2 separate regions of the Homo sapiens genome follow, and region 1 is linked to region 2. Evidence: chromatin loops called from intact Hi-C (ENCODE). Cell type or tissue: ascending aorta. All regions are shown on one strand. Links, peaks and the distances in the headings refer to the core of each region. The heading gives the core; the rest is flanking DNA.

Evidence for each region. Hi-C counts contacts between places; a loop is a spot of excess contacts. Peaks named below come from ENCODE experiments on the same cell type or tissue, not always from the same donor. Only the 100,000 strongest peaks of a DNase experiment are listed, where the experiment ranks them.
Region 1: it touches region 2 in a loop (2.3-fold over the local background); 4 of 110 quality-filtered maps call a loop at or near these places.

Annotation. Positions count from the first base shown.
Region 1 is chr1:85,309,804-85,316,684 of GRCh38, forward strand. No RefSeq gene overlaps it. Among named protein-coding and RNA genes, the nearest start is that of BCL10, 37 kb to the left of the region's middle. In ascending aorta, for the core only: no CTCF peak of the experiment used is centred there; a DNase peak (open chromatin) is centred at 4,348; H3K27ac peaks cover 2,480 bases.
Region 2 is chr1:85,358,730-85,365,610 of GRCh38, forward strand. It overlaps DDAH1 (dimethylarginine dimethylaminohydrolase 1), which reads right to left. Exons shown (of 6, transcript NM_012137.4): 2 at 19-118. Among named protein-coding and RNA genes, the nearest start is that of BCL10, 86 kb to the left of the region's middle. In ascending aorta, for the core only: no CTCF peak of the experiment used is centred there; no DNase peak of the experiment used is centred there; H3K27ac peaks cover 1,805 bases.

The DNA.
Region 1 (6,881 bases), core at 1,229-6,228, 49 kb before region 2:
ATTTTTGTTCATCTCTTCATCAGTTGGCATCCATTTCATTTATCCATTCATTAGTTGGTATACACGGGTTGTTTGCACCCTTTGGTTATTTTAAATAATTGCTGTAAACATTCATGTACAAGCCTTGGTGGGGGCATATGCTTTCATTTCTCTTAGGTATATTCCAGGGAGTGGAATTGCTGGATCATATGGTAACTCAATGTGTAGGTGTTTGAGGAACTGCCAGAGTGTTTTCCACAGTGGCTACATTTGACATTCTCATTAGGAGGGTATGATTTCTCCACCTCCTTACCAATGTTTGCTATTACCTGACTCTGATTCTAGCCATTCTAGTGGGTATGACGTGATATCTCATTGTGATTTTGATGTGCACATCCCCGATGACTGATGATGTCAAACATCTTTCTCATGTGGCTGTTGGCCATTTGTATATCTTCTTTGGAAAAATGTCTCTGATCCTTTGCCTGTTTTCAAACTGTCTTTTCTATTATCAAGCTGTAAGAGTTCATTATGTATTTTAGATAGAAGTCCCTTATCAGATATATAATTTGCAAATGTTTTCTCTGGTTCAGTGGGTTATCTTTTCAGTTGTTTGTTTTTTAAGAGATGGGATCTCACTTTGTCACCCAGGCTGGAGTGCAATGGTGAGATCATAGCTTACTGCAGCCTCGAACTCCTGGGCTCAAGGGATCCTCCTGCCTCACCCTCCCGAGAAGCTGAGACTATAGGTGTGCACTACCGTGCCTGTCTTTCCTTTTCTTGACAGTGTCTTTTGAAGCACAAGTTTTAAATTTTGATGTTGTTCAATTTAGTTTTTCTTTTGTTGCTTGTGCTTTTGGTGTCATATGTAAGTGGCAATTCTGAGGTTATGAAAATTTATCACTAAGTTTTCTTCTGAGTTTTATATTTTAGCTCTTATATTTAGGTCTTTGATTCATTTTGAGTTACTTTTTGTATATGGTGTGAAGAAAGGATCCAACTTCATTCATTCTTTTGCTGGATATGTGGGTATCCAGTTGTCCCAGCAGCAGTTGAGAAGACTGTCCTTTCCCCTCTGAATAGTCGTGGTACCCTTGTTGAAAATCAGTTGACCATAGAGACATGGACTTATTTCTGGACTTTCAATTCTATTCCATTCATCTATATGTTTATCTTTACGCCAGTACTGCATGGTCTTGATTACTGTTGCTTTTAAAGTTTTGAAATTGGGAGTGCGAGTCCCCCAAGCTTATTCTTCTTTTCAATATTGTTTTGGCTATTTGAGGCCCCTTGTAATTCCATGTGAAATTTAGAATCAGCCTGTCAGTTTCTACAAAGCAGCCAGCTGGGATTCTAATTGGGCTTGCATTTAATCGGTTTATCAACTTGAGGAGTGTTGTCATCCTAACAATATTAAGTCTTCTAATACATGAACATAAGCAGTTTTTCCATCTATTTAGATATTTAACTTCTTTCAACAATGTTTTGTAATTATCGGAGAATAAGTTTTGGACTTTTACTAAATTTATTGCTAAGTGTTTTATTCTTTCGGATGCAATTATAAATGGAATTGTTTTCTTAATCTTATTTTTGGATTTGTTCACTGCAAATGTGTAGAAACACAATTTTTAATATATTGATCTTTTATCTTAAAATCTTGCTGAATTCTTTTTTTTTTTTTTTGAGATGAGGTCTCACTCTGTCACCCAGATTGGAGTGCAGTGGTGTGATCTCGGCTCACTGCAACCTCTGCCTCTTGGGCTGAAGCCATCCTCCCACCTCAGCCCCCCAAATAGCTTGGACCACAGGCGTGCGCCATCATGCCAGGCTAATTTTTTGTATTTTTAGTAGAGATGGGGTTTCACTATGTTGCCCAGGCTGGTCTCGAAACCTGAGCTCAGATGATCCGCTCACCTCGGCCTCCCAAAGTGCTGGGATTATAGGCGTGAGCCACCGTGCCCAGCCTCATTTATTAATTTTAATATATTTTTAGTGGATTTCTTAGGATTTTCCATATAGACAAGCATGTTAAATAGAGATAGTTTTACCTCTTCCTCTCTGATCTGGATGCCTACAATTTAGCCTTTACCTCCAAGGAATCTACCAATTTCCTCTCTATTGCCTTTCACCACAACCACAACTGTTTTTGAGAGCACACTTAGACTTGAACTTCACACTCTGTTGCAAATGAAGTCAGTTCTCTAGGGAGGGATTCAGAGCTCTTCCTTCCACGGCCTGATTGTGCCCCTGGGGAAAATCTCTGAGCCATCCTCTGCGGGATTGAGGGCAGGGAAAATATGGTTCACTTCTCTCTGAATGACAACCTTGTTTTTGTTTCTCAGTGCCAGGTAGAGAGGAGGCAACAGACTCAGGTCTTTTTGGTTTGCTTCTCTGGGTTAGAACTCCTGCCCCATGAGCCAAGGCAAGGACATTCAGGCTCCCTGTATCATATTGGTACCATGCTCTCAGAGTGGAGCCTCTGTCCCCTGAGAGTTCGGGCTTGGAGGAAGAAAAGAGACCCTCCTGGCAACACTCACCCAGAACTTAGTCTCAGCATTAGGTCATGAGTGGGAATGGCAGGATAAGCAATGCTGACATCCTGTCTCTCCCCAGGAAGACTGACTTTCAATTAGGATCTGTGGAGAAAAGGAGCCTTGTGTTCTTAGCTCTACCCTAAGGTGTGGAGCTTCTGCCTCACTGAGCTGTGAGCGGGGAGGAAGGGTGTGGGTCTTGGGTCAAAATCACTGATTCACTGATCTTACCAAGTTTTAATAGATTTTCTTGAATAAATGTTTCTTCATTTGCTATGTACATTTATGACCATTTCCAGAGACTTTAAATATTTATTTATTTTTATTATTATACTTTAAGTTCTGGGGTACATGTGCAGAATGTGCAGGTTTGTTACATAGGTATACGTGTGCCATGGTGGTTTGCTGCACCCATCAACCTGTCATCTACATTGGGTCTTTCTCCTAATGCTGTCCTTCCCCCACCCCCCGACCCAACAGGCCCTGGTATGTGATGTTCCCCTCCCTGTGTCCATGTGTTTTCATTGTTCAACTTCCACTTATGTGTGAGAACATGTGGTGTTTGGTTTTCTGTTTTTGTGTTAGTTTGTTGAGAATGATGGTTTCCAGCTTCATCCATGTCCCTGCAAAGGACATGAATTCATCCTGTTTTATGGCCACATAGTATTCCATGGTGTGTATGTGCCACATTTTCTTTATCTAGTCTATCATTGATGGGCATTTGGGTTGGTTCCAAGTCTTTGCTATTGTGAATAGTGCCGCGATAAGCATATGTGTGCATGTGTCTTTATAGTAGAATGATTTATAATTCTTTGGGTATATACCCAGTAATGGGATGGCTGGGTCAAATGGTATTTCTAGTTCTAGATCCTTGAGGAATTGCCAGTTTCACTTGGGAGTGAATCCATAGACCTCTTCATGCTACCATATTGAAGCTGTAACCCTTACTACTGTCATTTAGTAGATGCTGTGATTTGAATGTGTTCCCCAAAGGTTTAAGCATTGGAAACTTAATCATTAAAACAACAGTGTTTGGAAGTGAGGCCTAAGAAGAAGTGATTGGGTCATGAGGGTGGTGCCTTCACAAATGCATTAATGTCATTGTCATGGGAGTGGGTTAGTTATCATGGGAATGGGTAGTTATAAGGTAAGCCTGATCCCTAGTGCCTCTGTCTTGTGCACTTGCTTCCGCCTTCCACCATGGGATGAACCTTGTTAGATGCTGGTACCATGCTCTAGGACTTCCCAGATCCAGAATCATGAGCCAAATAAACTTCTATTGTTTATCATTTACCCAGTGTGTGGTATTCTGTTATAAGCCACAGAAAATGAACTAAAACACTAGATGAGGGCAATGTTCATCTATTTGGGAGACTAGGGGTAGTAGAGGGGAAACGAAAGTCACCCAGAATCAGAATATAGTACAAAGGCCTACTAAAAGATTCCAGGGTGGGAAAGGAATACCTTGGTATGGATGTTAAGTATATCAGATGTTAGTGGATAGAAGGACCACTCCTGCACATGGTCCTTCAAATGCTACTTGAACACCCCAGGAAAGGGGAATTCACTACTATTAGTTTAGACTGACTATTATCCCCATAAGCAATATGACCAAGTAAAACCAAAACAGCTGTGCCTGCCAAGATGAGCAGGATGTACAAACAAAAGGAAACAGAAAAGAGGTACTTCAGGATCCTAAACAACTTTATGTTACCAGAAGGTCATGGGCATGCTACAAAAAGGCAACTAGCTGTTTTGGGATACCAGGTGCCCAAGAGACTGCTCTAATTTTAGAAATAACACAGTGCTTACTAAAGAGGTCCAGGACTCATGGGTCTGGAATGCAACGTTCTTCCACCCTCAGGCCGTGCATACTCATGTTCTGGTGTTGATTCTGCTCCAATTATTTTCTGATGTTGAGGGAGGGAGGACCAGACCACAGAACTGGCATGTGCCTAAGGAATCTGCCAAGAGTTATTAAATGATAACTGAAATAATAAATTATTTAAATTTACAGAGACTTGTAAATTTACAGAGTTGGTTATGACCACTGTCTGATAGGCTAAGAGCTCATTTTCACAGTGGCCTTGTGCTGATATCCTCTGACTCTCCAGATCCATCCTCTGCCCTTCTCTGCCAGTTCTCTGCCCTAGAACGCTGACCTCCTAGGCTGGAGGCATCCCCTGAGCCCCCAACTGCATCTTGTGGTTGTGTTCAGCCAATGGGGAGCACCAGCAGATCAGAGTTAGGAGAGAAAGAGGTTAAGGTACTTCTTCTCTGCTCTCTGGCTGGGTCTGTGGCCCTGCCTTCTCTGTCTTATATTTTGCAGCACAATTTTCTGTCCTTGTCCTGCTGGGCCTAGGAGTGCTGCTGACATCTGTTTTCCGGGTGTCTTACCACCCCTTGTTTTTACCCTTAACACCCATACTTCTGAAACAGACCTTCATTAAGGTCATCTCTTTATTTGAACCAAGTGGGAATGAATTATATTTCCTAACAGACTCCTTGATACTATTATATCTTGCCCTGCTAACAACATTCCTTCTGTCTCTCCCAATTATTATCAAGCCTGGAAAGAAGCAAACCCCATGTTACTGTCTTAGCATTAACTCTAGGGGACCTCATACCCTCATCTGGGTCCCCTGTAAACAAAATGATGACTTTGCTCACATCCTTCCCTGGAATTTTAAGCCTCTGTGGCCCTGTGAATCAGTATTTATTCCACTAGCTCCTTTTACACAGCTAGACTGTTGCTTGAAATCAGAACTTGTTTGGTTCCTGAGCTTTTCCTCCATCAATGTGAAATATGCAGTCTTTGTACCCTGGTGGGATAGAGGCACATTCAACCTATAGCATATAGGGTCCTAGTTTAATTTTGAATGGTCATCCTCTGAGTTCTTACCTCAAAGCCTTAGCTAATAAATAAGCTTTCTTGTCCATGAGCAGGAATTTAAAGTTCCTGCTTTTAAAGTGCTTTTAAAGTGAGAAATGGGGAGATGCCAAAGGGCAGAAAGTTTCAGTTTTCAAGATAGAAAAATGCTGGAGATCAAATGTATTGCAATGTGATTATAGTTAACAATATTCTATTACATACTTGAAATTTGCTAAAAGGAAAGATTTTAAATATTTATCACCAAAAAAAAAGAAAAAAAAAGAAAGTGATAACTCTGTTAGGTGAAGGCTATGTTAATTGACTTGACTGTGATTATTTCACAATGTCTTTCTAAGCATCAAGTTGTACACCTTAAATATATACCATTTTTATTTGTCAATTAGACTTCAATAAAGTTGGGGCAGCAAGCTACCTCCTTAGGCCTGTGTTAATTCACTCAAGCTCTTTCTCAGTATTCATAGCCAAAATGACTAAACTTTCCATTTATAAATAGAGGGGGCCTCCCAAGACCTAGAGACCCATCATTGCTTTTAGGCATTCATGTCACACGCCAGCTCAGGCAATATTTTACCAAGTTCATACTTGTTTGAATCTTTTATTTATTTATAGTGACAGTAATATATTTGGCACTTACCCGTCCTCCTAAAAGCCTGATAACCCCAGTTATCTTGTGCTATAAGTGGCCTAGCTTTCACTAACTTAGAAATGAGGGTTTGGAGGGGGAAGGGAGACAGGGAACATTCCGATTAGCCAACAGTTTCCTAATGCAAGTATGTCTGTGGCACAGCCATGTCAGCTACCAGGGAAACCTGTGAATTCACCACGGAAGCCGTCAGGCCAGCTTAGAGGCATCCGTGATGAAAATCCCGAGTTATTTCTGGAGTAGGTGATTGACGTTTCAAATAGAAGATGACATTTTAATGGGATCTAAGCTTGCTGTGATCGGAGTTAATAAGTATAATGATGATGATAATGATATTTACATTATCTCTTTCATCCAAAGAACCCTTCAGTTCTTTTATCGCATTTGCCTTGAAAATGTCCCTTCGGAGTTGGGAGGGGAAGGTGTTATTAATCTGTTCTTCAGGAAAGAAAATATAAAGAGACTTAATTGCCAGGCTTTCAGGCTCCATTTTGGTGGTAAGAAGAGATATTTAAATAACAAATTAAACTTGGAGAAATTAAGCTTGGCGAAACACCAGTCTTTCTCAGTTCCCAGTCATCCTATATAATGCTGCCAGATCAAGCTCCAATAATATCACTTCTTGACTGAAAAGTCTTCAGGGGATCCTGGCAGACTGCCAATTTCAGTCCAAATATCCTAACTCAGCAGGCAAGGCCCTCAATGTTCCAACCAATGTTGTCTCACCATGCTCTTACACTTACCCTGTGTTTCAGCCAAATAAATCCGCTTGCTTGACCCTATGGTCTGCTCTAAGCACCCCATTCTCCTTTAATAATGTTCATTCCCCTTGCCC
Region 2 (6,881 bases), core at 1,137-6,136:
AAATAAATACAACTATACCTGTGAATAAAACATCTCCGCCATCTAAAGTTGCATTTTCATCTTTCATCTCTACTATATTGAGCTGAAGTTTTTCTAATGCTTCTTTCATCATGTCAACCTGTTGAAAATAAAATGATTCAGATTACTATGCTACAATTTCCTAACAAGAAAAAAACATCCAAAACATCTAAACACTAAATCAAGCTCTCGTGCACACACCCACACACATCCACACTCATATACACACCCATCCTTGTGAATATATAATGTATGACCAGTCATGATCATTTGTAAGAGAAGAAATGATCTGTTAAAAATTGTTTATTTTGTTCCCTTCTAGTGTAAGATTGAGTCAATACAGTGTCATTTTTTTCTGTAGAAAGCTGAGTAGTTACAATACTGTTGGAGGCCGACTAGTTAAGACACTGTTGGAGTACGACCAGTTAATGCACCATTGGAAGCTGACCAGTTCGGCCACTGTTGGAGGCTGACAAGTTAGGGCATTTGTTAGAGGTTGACTAGTTAGGATATTGCTGGAGTCTGACCAGTTAGCACACTATTGGAGGCTAACCAGTTAGGGCATTGTTGGAGGCTGACTAGTTAGGGCACATGAGTAAAGGAAGGTGGGAGGCAAGGCACCCAATTCTGACCAGTTAGCACACTATTGGAGGCTGACTAGTTAGGGCACATGAGTAAAGGAAGGTGGGAGGCAAAGCACCCAATTATCCTACCCTTGCCAGGAAATACAAGATTCCATTTTAAATCTTATGTCAGTCATTTAGTCAGAATTGCACACACACACACAGTATAATACATGGAAGGAATATCAATAACTCGTAATTTGAAATCTCAACCCATAGGACAATCACTGTTTTCTATTCAAATATTTTGTAAAATGTCAAAACATCCTTTGCTTCTCTGTAAATGTAAACTGTGTTAGTTATATTCAAACAGTTAATATGATTACCCATCTTTTAAAACCTAGTTCCTTAGAGGTGATTAACAAGTTCAACAATTACAATCAAACCAATGAATATTTGAAAATAAATTTCAGGAATTTGTATGATTCCAGGGCATGTCTAAAGCACAGAGATATTCTGGGTTGAATTAAGGAACACTTCTATTGAGGCTTACTTTAATATAAGAAATGAATGTGAAGCATAACAAATTGAAGCTCACAATTTAATTCAAGTCCTTCCAGTAGCTCAACAAAACAATTTAAATATTTTCAAAGGTCTGCAAAACCTTTAGGATAGTAAAGACATACAATGAGATGACTCGAATAGGGGACAAGGGAACAAGAGATCACATCACACTGGGCAAAGCAGGTAGTTCTTCCAAAAATACAACATGCTGAGTACACAGTGTGAATTGTCAGTGAAGAGTTTAAGAGACACAAATAGAGCAGAGTTACTTCTAAAGTAATAAAAATATGGAAATACTTTGACAACAAGCCTGACATTCATGCATTCAAAAAACATTTAAAGAGGATACAAAGTAAAATAAATATATCATCTCATCCTTGTCCTGGAACTCATGTAAAAATTCCACAAACCAGAGTGACTCAGAACAATAAAAAATATTTCCATGGACAAAATGGTCTTAATGTTGTAGTAAATACATTCAGTGACCTCTTTTAACAGCAGAATAGGTTTTCCTATGTAATAGGAAGTGGAATTGTTGCTACAGCATAAAATAAGGAGCAAACACAATATTTACCATGACTTGTTGGGCTACTATGAACCCAGGAAAACACAACTGTTTCCTTTTGACATCTCTGCTTCTTTGTCCATGGAAAATTCACTGAGCTTAGGGAGAGATCATGAGAACAGATATACAGTTACTTTTTGTTTCTATTACTAATGCTACTGCTTCTATTATAACTTAACATTTCAAAGATTAGGAGGAGTTGAGCAATAACATAAATTTTGGTTTGAAAAGTTTGTATGTAACTATGCAACATTTCAACTCAGGAACTGTATTCAATTCTTAAAAGTTAGAGGAGAATAGAAGTAGGGAGTCTACTATATACCAGTTTCAGAAACATTACATCTCTTTAAATGTCCTATGTCTTTGAAAATTAAAAAGTTTTAGAGGATAAAATGTTTGTGCTTTTCTTTTCTTTTCAAGTTAAAACAGCTGCACTGACATTAAAAAAACTAGCTCTTGTGCAGGGGCAGTACTTAAAAAAATTCAATCACATCTATACAAACAGTCATCAGGATAGGTCCATACCACACATGTTGATGATACTACATTACTTTCAGAGTTAAGCACATGGACAAGATTTTTAAAAAATTGTAAATATCAAGTAAACAGTTTTGAGAACTGCAGGGCCATATGGCATCAAATCGGCAATGCTAAACTGAGGGAGATTTCTGGAGAAGAAATGAGAGGCTGAACTCGGCAGGCTGTCCATTGGGAACCACACACTCTTGGCATTGAGGTTCCGTTGAAGCAGACAAACTCAGCTGCAAACAGGCCTGACACATGGGTCCATAGCAAGCCAGCTATTCAGGCAGTTAGAACACTAAATATAACTATAGAAGTGGGAGTTTTTGCAGGAAAAGATCCAAACCATGAGCCTTTAAGAAACTGCCCATTCTGTGGTTACATGGCCATGGTTAATGTTGACTTTATTAACTTCCAAGAGGAAAAAAAATGACCAAATAACACACCCACCTTTCATTGAGACAGTAACCCTGCAGTGTGGAACTTAGCATTACTCAGAGAAACCATCAGGACAAACAGTATTAATTCCAACGGCTGAGCTGAATGGGTCATTTTAGCCCACAAAATTAGAAATAAAAAGGGAAAATTAGAAAAACAACCTACTTAATTTAAGCCTTAGAGTATAAAGTATATACAGTAATTTTCATTCTTTACTCAAAAGATTTACAAGACCTTTCTTCCCTCCCTTTTCATGCTACATGCACTTTGCATTTCATTTTAAAACAATGTTATACTTGCATTTTTTGCCCCATTTTTCTCCTCATACTATTTATCACAGCATAGATTTCTTCTCTGGTCACAGCTGCTGCAGATCACCTCTGCTGCTTCCAGTTCTGCTACTTATTAGCCAGTGTCCTCAGGTTATTTAGTATTCTGAGCCTCAGTTTTCTCACCTTTAAAGTGGGTATTTATTCATTATAGTATCAACTTTTTAGGCTCCTTCTGGTCATTAAATACATACAAGTCACACAGTATTTGCTGAATAAATATTGTATTTTTTATGAATAACAGCTTGTGTATACACAGTGACAGATACTTGTACTATAAAATTAGTGCACAAGAAAACAACTGTTGTTTTTTCTTATATTTGGACATGTTTCTTGTGTTTTATCCCTCCATGACAGATCCCATCTGCTTTCCTGTGAATTAAAATTATAGATTTTTTTTTTGCAAAGCCAGTATACAGTTAGAGAACATACATTGAGGATACATTTAAATTTAAATTTAGATAATCCAAATCTGATTTCCTTCCAGCTCCTGGAAGCTGTCAAGACATGTGGCAAATTTCTTGTGTAACCTCTGCTTTGAAATAGCCCTTGGAAAGTACTACATAAGGTGGGAAGTGGGCCTGTCTGGTAAGATGTTCCACAGGACTCAAAAGAGCATCAGCTAAGATGATATGGAATGATCATGGTCACTGAGAATATTACCACTCTAAGGGACCCAATCAGTCTAAAGAATTCTTTCTCTTTCTCAATGCCTGGTCTCCTTCCTTACCCTTCCCTTTTCTACTCTCTTCTTTCCTTCTTTTACGGCTCTCATTTCCATCCTATCATGTTTTCATGATTATCCTGTCTTCTCTTTTCACTCCCTTTAGACCTTCATGGTGAGTGGCAAGAACCAGGGATTAGAATAAAGTCTTTATCACTTATTAGCAATGTGACTTGGATAAATTCACCTCTCTGAGTCTCAGTTTCTTGACCTGCAAATGGGAATAGTGCTTTCTCTCTAACAGGGATTATGTGAGTAACAAATAAGATAATACATGTAAAACACCTAGCTCAGTGCCTGGCATATTGTGCTCAAAACTAGTAGTTGATGATATTATTATTTTGCCCTAAATTAACTCAGTCCTTTGTTTGGATTTTGGCTACCTTTCAAAAACAAGTAAAAGATAAAAAATACAATTTTCTGTATTAAATAAAACATCTTTTAAGTTCAGTTTTCCTTTTGTTCTTGCAAAATCTCCCTCAAACCTAAAATACTAAAAGAACTCCCAAAAAACCCAAAACTCTCCCTAATATAAAACAAAACAAAAATAAAGCCTTATATAGTTTTACTAGGAAGCTATATTCATAATAACTTGTTATAGCACTGTTAGTTTAATACTCTTTATTTCAGGGCAATATTTTCCAGTTGACCCTTTCCAAAATTGACTTTTGCTGTTTATTTTCAGTAATGCCCCTTTTGAATGTTTCACATCTTCGTTCTAAATGTTGTGAATGTGCTTGTGGGGCCTGGTGAACAGTTCTGAGCTATGGCTCCTTAAAGAATATGCACCAATCTGTTAGCCAAGCTGCTTTCCTTCAGCTGTTTCTGCTGCTAGATACTATGAAATAAATGTGGCCCTCAAAGTTGGCCTGTCTGTGGCTGACATGTCTCAGTCAACCACAGTTCTGCCATGTGCTAGAAGCTGTGCTATCACCAATGTCACCACTATGTTTTCAATGCCTGCTTAAGTTGTCCTGGTTTCTTTGTAACTCATCACATTACAGGAGCTTTAAAATTATAGAATCATTCTACCCCTACACTTGTCTAGCTCCAGAGAGTTGAACAGTAGCAACATAGCTTTGTTGGTAGTGAGATGGTTTCATCTCCCAACTTTTTGCTGATTTTGTTTTGCCTTTTAATGTTGAGTGTGACATGTAGATAATGCTGAGGAAGCTGTTCAAGAAGCTGTCTTGGCACATCAAGGCACAGATGGCTTGGAACTTGCTGATGCATCAAAATCACTATATTGTCTGAGGTCATATTCAAAAGACCACATTTTATTTCTTTATGCTACTTTAAACTTCTTTGTTAATCAGCACATCTTTGGTCACTGTGGCCACTTGCTAGTACACTTGGCTGATTTTATGACATTGCTTAATGTTGTATCACATTTTCACACATATTTTGTCATGTGAATAACATCTCAGTTCAACAAATATTTGGTGGATGTCAACTTTTTTTTTTTTTTTTTTCAAATCAGGCTACAATTCTTTTTTTTAAGCCACAGCCCTTGCTTGCCTCTGTGAAATTAATCTAGTGGAACAGATACACCTTCTGAATATATAGTGACAATAAAATGGAATATTTGTTGTGATGCTCACAATAACTCCAAAAAGAAGAAAGGGTAGATATTAGTATACCCATTTTATATATGAGTAAACTGAGGCTAAGGGAGGTTGACTGACTTGCCGAGTCAAGCCTCCGGAGCCCATCCTCATTTTCACTTCACTGTATGATTAAGATTCTCCTGAGGTCTCATCATAGAGTGCAGCCCACATCAGAATTGGAGCCCATGCCTTCTGCCTTCCAATTCTGTACATTTAAGTCCACTGGATATTGTAAGATCCTGTGCCAAGGTGACTTTGTATTCCATGATCTCTTCATATCAGAGATAAATGAAATTTCTGTATATTAGGGCCTTAGGATGTTAAGTTATAGAGTGATTAAGAACACTAAGTAATATGAACAGAATATATAAACCACACCAACCTGTTTCACCAAGAAAAACCTGCATATTCATTACTACCCTTTGATTTGGAGATGCCTTAGGTTTGTTCAGTGGTTCATTCCTAAATTTGTCCATATGTGCTGATTACTTTCTTTTTTTTTTTTGAGACAGAGTTTCACTCTTTTTGCCCAGGCTGGAGTGCAATGGCATGATTTTGGCTCACTGCAACCTTCGCCTCCCAGGTTCAAGCAATTCTGCCTCAGCCTCCCGAATAGCTTGGATTACAGGCTTGTGCCACCACACCCGGCTAATTTTGTATTTTTAGTAGAGACGGGGTTTCACCCTGTTGGCCAGGCTGGTCTCGAACTCCTGACCTTAGGTGTTCCGCCTGTCTCAGCCTCCCAAAGTGCTGGGATTACAGGCATGAGCCACCATGCCTGGCTGTATGTGTTGACTACTAAAACTAGCCAAAACTACCAACAAAAAGGGATCGAACAGACATTTTGTGTACTCAATGATCCGGTCTTAAAAATTTCTAAATAAAAACATATTGGGATCCTCTTCTATATTCTAATTTTAGGACAAAGCTCTCAGAAGGAATTTAGTTAGCAATGGTAACAGCAAACATTTATATAGTCTTCCTATGTGCCAGGCACTCTACTATGAACTCATATTAACCTTATTTAACTTTTACAACCTGATGAAGCAAGTACAAGAATGATTTGTTTTACAGATGAGAAAACTGGGGCAGAGTAAGTAAATTTGATCAAAGTCTCATAGCAAGTAAGCAGAGAGCTGAGATTTCAACTTAGCTTTGCTCTTAAGTTTGTGTTATTCTTTCCTACACAATATTGTTACTAACCAACAAATTTAGGTATCTACAATGAAATCGAGTGACTGTGAGGAGCTACAGTACTCTCCAAAACAGATTATGTTCACTATTATTTATTTATTGAACAAAAATGTGGACTCAGACATTCTGGAGAAATGGAAGGATAGAGGCTACAAATTGCAGCAGTCTGAACTTGCATTTGGTTTCTAAACAGTCTAAATTTTGCTTTTCTAAGCATACACAAACTAAGGCTAATAAATTTTGGGAGCCACTACTTTCTCATCAGAGTATGAGGAGGAGTTAGTTATTTGTGTAAAAATCTTTAGGTAGTCAACAGTGTATTTTAAATAGTGAGGTTACCAAAGCATATGGATATGC